Regions from separate parts of the Homo sapiens genome. Here region 2 is linked to region 1. The links are chromatin loops, found by intact Hi-C in ENCODE. Cell type or tissue: Calu3. All regions are shown on one strand. Each heading gives the region's core, and the rest is flanking DNA. Links, peaks and the distances in the headings are about the cores only.

Region 1 (2,921 bases), core at 258-2,757:
AATGCAAGACAACCAGATCTTTTACTAAGTTGGCAAGATAGAACACTAAAAAGGCCCAAAAATCAAGGCTGACCAGAATCTCCCCCCAAAAAATACTAGACACAGGGCTACTGCTTGGAGTTGTGCAGGCTGTACAAGTTACATAGCTTCACTCAGCAACCCTCACTGTCCCTCCACCACCTGGCTCGGTGTGAGCAGGGCTCAGCAGAGAGGACCGGCAGAAGAGGCTCCCAGTTGGAGGCAAGACTGGCAAAGACAGGGGTACCTCCCCAGGTAGGCAAGATGAGACAGGTGGGGCTCCTGTCTCTAGGATCTCAATAGGCTGCAGGGAATTTGAAGGCTGTGATGTTGCTTGCAGGCTACCTGCACACTGTATGGGAGAGTGGTAGGCAGGTCCATGTGGGCTGGCCAGGGATTGCTTGGTCAGTCCTCAGTCCTACCATGGGGAGTGCATCCAGCCAATGCTGACATCCATTGCTCAGGGTCCTGGGCTTCAGAAACCATGGGCAATTTGATCCTCACAGACACCTGCCAACAAGCAAGCTCTTCATGCAGCTCTGTCTCCTGACTCCCCTCCCCTCCTCCAGTTACAAGTGTCTTAGCCTCTCCTTTGGGATCCCTACACCACATGGCTGTAAATGCAGATTCCCAGGACCTGACCCAGCAGATACCCACACAGGTCCAGTTACATCTCCTGGAGCAGGGATGCAGCCTAAGGGTCACGTCATTCATAGGAATGGCCTTTCTTGTTGGGACCTAGGTTCTCATGAGATATCCTAAGGGCCGAGGGCCTGGTTGGGGCACCAGCTTTGATGCTACTTCTGAGCCCAAGGCAACAGCAATGAGCCACGTGGTTGGATGATGACTGTGTACAGCCCACCTACCTTTAGGCCTCTGTTCCTTACCTGCCAACCTAAATCAAGATTTGAAGTTGTATTTTTAATTGACTCATAATAACTGTACATATTTATGGGATACAGTGTGATGTTTACAATGTGTAATGATCCAATCGGGGTAATGCGTATCCATCACCTCAAACCTTTATCATTTCTTTGTGGTAAGAGCATTCAAAATCCTCTTATAAATATACAATATAAATTATAAATATGATAAATATACAATATACTATTGTTAACCATAGTCACCCTACTGTACAATAGAACATTAAAACTTATTCCTCCTAACTGGAATTTTGTACCTTTTAACCTATCTCTCCTACACTTCCCAGCTACCTGGAACCACTATTCTATAGTCTCTACTTCTGAGATCAGCTTTTTCAGATTCCACAAATGAGTGGGGTCACGTGGTATTTGTCTTTCCGTGCCCGGCTTGTTTCACTTAACATAATGACCTCCAGGTTCATCCACGTTGCTGCAAGGGACAGGATTTCATTTTTTAAAAGTGGCTGAATGGTATTCCTGTGTGTGTGTGTGTGTGTGTGTGTGTGTATCTAATCTATTTCACATTTTATCCATTCATCCAACTGAGGGACTGAGAGGGACTTAGGTGGATTCTATATCATTGTGAATAGTGCTGCAATGACCATAGGAGTGCAGAGATCGCTGACATTCTGATTTCCTTTCAACTTAATCAAATCTTGTTTCCCGAAAAGGGTCTATTTCATGGCTGATAAGGCTTAAGTACTAAGGGACTTGGTTCCATGAAAATATCAAGTGTGGCCTCACTTCATAGAACGAAGGAGGTAGTTTCGGCCCCAGGAGACCCAGCATTCTGGCTGGGGTTACCTGTGCTCACCTCCATGTAGTTCCCTTCAGAGAATCTTCCTCGAGGCCCATGTGAAATAGGGACAGGACATGGTATAGTTGTAGGTGGTTTCTTCACCAGCTTCCATGAACCCAGACACCTCGATGTTCACACTGAGGGAAAACCATCTATTATCCTGGAAGAAGGGCAAGAAAGCACCGAAGTCCCAGGGAAGATGAGGCAAGAATCAAATAGGGAGGTTTGGCCCAGTCCCACCTGGCTCAGTGGGACTGAGGTACGGGTCTCTTGTTAGTAGACAGACGGCTGGAGGTGTGCAGGGAAGGGAGCATGATGAAATAGAGCAGGTAGAGATGCACAGAAGAGACTTAGGATTTAGTGATCTGACACTAATCTCACCTCTGTTCTGTTGAAGTGCTCCTGCTAGCTCCCTATACCTTTGAACCCCTAAATCCAGGCATAGCTGGGGCCCCAGTCTCCCCGTCCACCTTGCTGACATCGTAGCCAGGTTAAACCCTGCTATCCCACGAGTCTCCTTCTGATTGCTCTCATCTGCAGTTCTACCCCATGCCTCATCTGAGCGCAAGGTGCCTGCATGCGGCTTCCTCTAAACTCCTACAGCTTTGGGCCTCCTGCCACACTCTGGCAGTTCCCAGCTGTCAGTTACAGCCACCTGGAAATGCTCTTTTTTTTTTTTTTTTTGGTCCACCTTACAAAGGTGATCTATTCATTAGAGGTCAATCCTGGCAAGGCAAAGATGGAACTGTGGTCTCTGTTCTTAGACACAAGAGGACTCTGCAGCTGTGAAGACAGCCTGTGCCAGGCGGAAGCGATCTGCATCCAGGAGGGGATGCTGGATTCCCCAAATGTCCTCAGTGCTGAGGGCAGGGCCAGATTTCTTCCATATGAATCTTGGACACCTGTTTCCTGGGCAATTGAACAAGGGCATCTCAGAAGCTTGCTCACCTGGTTGACCACATGACAGGCCAGTACAGAGGCCCTGAAGGTTTCCCCAGGCGTCTTCAGACAACACGTAGCCACAGCGTGGGGCCACGGGAGGTGCGGCAGCTGGGCATCCAGGGGTCTGCAGTGGAAGGAGTATGGTCACCTGCCAGCCTGGAGGAGCCTGGGGGTCCTCAGAGTCCCTGGCACCAGAATCACTTAAGGCAACGCTGAGGGCTGGTCCCAGGGAAGCAGAC
Region 2 (2,921 bases), core at 170-2,669, 63 kb before region 1:
TTTCTTAGACATGGAATGATGCTTTTAATTATAAAGTAATATATAAATAATATAGAATGCTTGAAAATGGAGGAGGAAAAGTCAGTCACATTCTTACTACTTTAATATGATCACAGTCTTGTGTAGTCTGTTAAGATTTATAAAGTTACTTTTTAAATGTTAGCTGAATACATGAAATATTTACAGATGAAATGATATGTTGCTAGGGATTTGCTTCAAAATAATCTGAAATTGTTTGAAATTTGCTATAACTTAAGTTTAAAAAGATAGCTCAACTTTTATTATGTTATATTAACAATAAAGTATTTCAAGTTAAAAGAGAAATGGAAAGAGTTCTCTTGCTTTCAAATGTTCTTTTAGAGCCTCTTAATTAATTGTTGAATACTGTAAATAAGTTTGTATTTTATGTGTTTAATATGTGAATCACTGAGCCGTACAATACTTGTAGAGCTAGCAGCTCTCAACTGCAGAGTCTGGATGTATATCAGTTGTGAGTTCTGCTTCAAAAATTTTGCCTATTAGTTAATAGATAAGTATAGAATTACGGTAATTCAGTTTTCCCTATTGTGAATTTGAGCGGCTATCTCTGTAATAATGGTATTTTCACTCACCCTTATTTTCAATCCTATGGGTTTTCTTGAGTAGGAAAGAAACTGAAATTACTTAGAACCCTGGGTATAGGGAAGAGTGTATACTCCGTTAGTGTTGTCTGTTAGATGTGTCTGATGATGCCGATAAACATTTTGCTGTAGGGTATCCAGAATAGTAATATTCCTGAGTAAATGCTAAGTAATTATAACTATAATGATAATTAAATAACTAAAATAGTAAAAATTTTAGTATTATAAATTTTAAATAGAGTTATAGAAGAATTTTTAATAATATGGGAAGGTGTACATAATATTTAAGTAGGAAATACAGGATACAAAATTGTGTATTGTGTGATTGTGTACAACACAAACATATACATATATATTCAAAGGACAAAGATGTTAAGAAATTGCACCAGAGTATTGAGAGAGGTTTCTTATGAATGATAAGATTATGAGTAATTTCACTTTTTCATGTTTTGTAATTTTTTTTACAGATAGAATGTATTCCCTTATAATCAGAAAAATATAAGCATTGTTTTAAAAGTTGGATATAAAATATACTTTCATACTTCCAAACATATTGTAGAAGGGTTGGGGAGGGAAAACCTCTGGCTAATTAGATATTCTGAAAGAAAAAAAATGATGTTCTGAAAATGGCCAGTGCAGCTGAACAAGTAGGATTTTTTTTTGTGGTGGTGGTGGTGGTGGTGGTGGTGGTGGTGGTGGTGGTGGTGGTGGTTCTTCCTCGCTGCCACCACTTTCCAAGAGAGCTCTGTTTTGGGTCTAGCTTCCTGAACTGATTAATGGCAGACTTCTCTAGGACATTTCTTTATAGAGGTATTTGAGGGCTCTGTGAATGTGAGATTTCCCTTAAGTCTCTAGTTAATAATTAGCACTGAGTATACCACCAATTGATATAAAGGCTTTTTTCACCCACTGGTGGGGGATTTGTTTTGGAGCTTGACATTTCTGTATACTAGCTACTGAACTGAGATAAGAAAGGAGTGCAGTGTCTTCAGGGCCTCGTTAAAAATCAGATCCACAGCCTGAGCCAGTGAAGCTCTGGATTTATAGAAGTGATGCCTTAGCATCCATTCTCATTTGTACCCTCTGCCCTTGCGTCTGTTTACAAGAAAAATCTGTAACTACCAGTAAATTTAATACTCATACGTCCCTACGGAGTTTTGTTAAATTAAAATATAAGTAATTTCCTTGGTCTGTGAAATCTGATAGTATTGTTTTGTTTGTACAGGAAATAGCACAAATGTTTGTCAGAGTTGGAATGTGTGAACAAGCAGTGACTGCATTTTTGAAATGTAGTCAACCAAAGGCAGCAGTAGATACCTGCGTACATCTCAACCAAGTAGGAACTGAAACTTTCTGTCTGTGCAGCTTATTGTCTTAGGAATTTTTAAGTCAAAGCAAGGTTAAAGTCACCCTAGTGATCTTTTAAAGATTATTGCCAATGTAAGGGTTGGAGAGCCTGACGTGAATTTTATGAAAGGAGCCAGGCGGGTATTCTCTTAATTGAGGATGAAGAAAGTTGCACTTACCTCTTAAAGTGCTACCATGAGGGGTGACCCACTTATAACCAGCTCAGTATGGGAGCATGAACAAACCTTGTGCTTTTAGTCTGGCAAGTTTTTGTCTGGAAGTAATTTCATAATTTTCTGCATTTTGTTAGGGTTGGGTTTTGTTTCCAAAGAAGGACCAGTTAATGGTTGGTCATTGCCTGAGGAAGGAATTGAGTTACTTTATCAATATTTATTTTGGCAAATCTGTTTTCCTTTTCCTTTATAGAAAACATACATTTGATATTTTTAAGAGCTGAAATTAAACTAAAAGTACAGCGTTATTATAGAAACTATTGACTATTAATGTATTCTTTTAATATTTTTCTTATTTTTTAAAACCCCTTTTGCTTTATAAAAATAATTTTTAAATGTCAAATCTGATAGGACATTTTCACAACTGAAATTGCATATTTTGTTTTACTATAACATATAAACAAGTGTATCTTTCTTGCTTGAAGTTTTGTAAGATTAGAATTACAAGATTAATATGATTATAAACTTTGAAACTTTCATTTTCACATGTATTTCTTAAGCAAATCAGAGTCTTAGAGATCATTTAATCATTTTGACTTATGCTTATAGGACTTATGTTGCTGTGATTTTAAATGCTATTTTTAAAACATACCAGTTTTTAATTTTGAAATAGTGTTTTTACTATAAACTTAAAGCTTTCTTGTGTGAATTTTATGATATATGTGACTGTAAATACTTGGGTGACTGAATGGTGTAATTTTTCTCCTAGTGGAACAAAGCT

The links. Hi-C counts contacts between places; a loop is a spot of excess contacts. Peaks named below come from ENCODE experiments on the same cell type or tissue, not always from the same donor. Only the 100,000 strongest peaks of a DNase experiment are listed, where the experiment ranks them.
Region 2: a loop joins it to region 1, with 15 times the contacts of the local background. A loop is called at or near these places in 2 of 110 quality-filtered maps.

The regions. Positions count from the first base shown.
Region 1 is chr2:19,869,381-19,872,301 of GRCh38, reverse strand. LINC00954 (long intergenic non-protein coding RNA 954) reads right to left here. Exons shown (of 10, transcript NR_033875.1): 2 at 2,689-2,806; 3 at 1,756-1,900. Among named protein-coding and RNA genes, the nearest start is that of LINC00954, 2.0 kb to the right of the region's middle. In Calu3, for the core only: no CTCF peak of the experiment used is centred there; no DNase peak of the experiment used is centred there.
Region 2 is chr2:19,932,436-19,935,356 of GRCh38, reverse strand. WDR35 (WD repeat domain 35) reads left to right here. Exons shown (of 27, transcript NM_020779.4): 22 at 1,846-1,956; 23 at 2,910-2,921. Among named protein-coding and RNA genes, the nearest start is that of TTC32, 32 kb to the right of the region's middle. RefSeq lists an enhancer at 1,830-1,879. In Calu3, for the core only: no CTCF peak of the experiment used is centred there; a DNase peak (open chromatin) is centred at 1,576.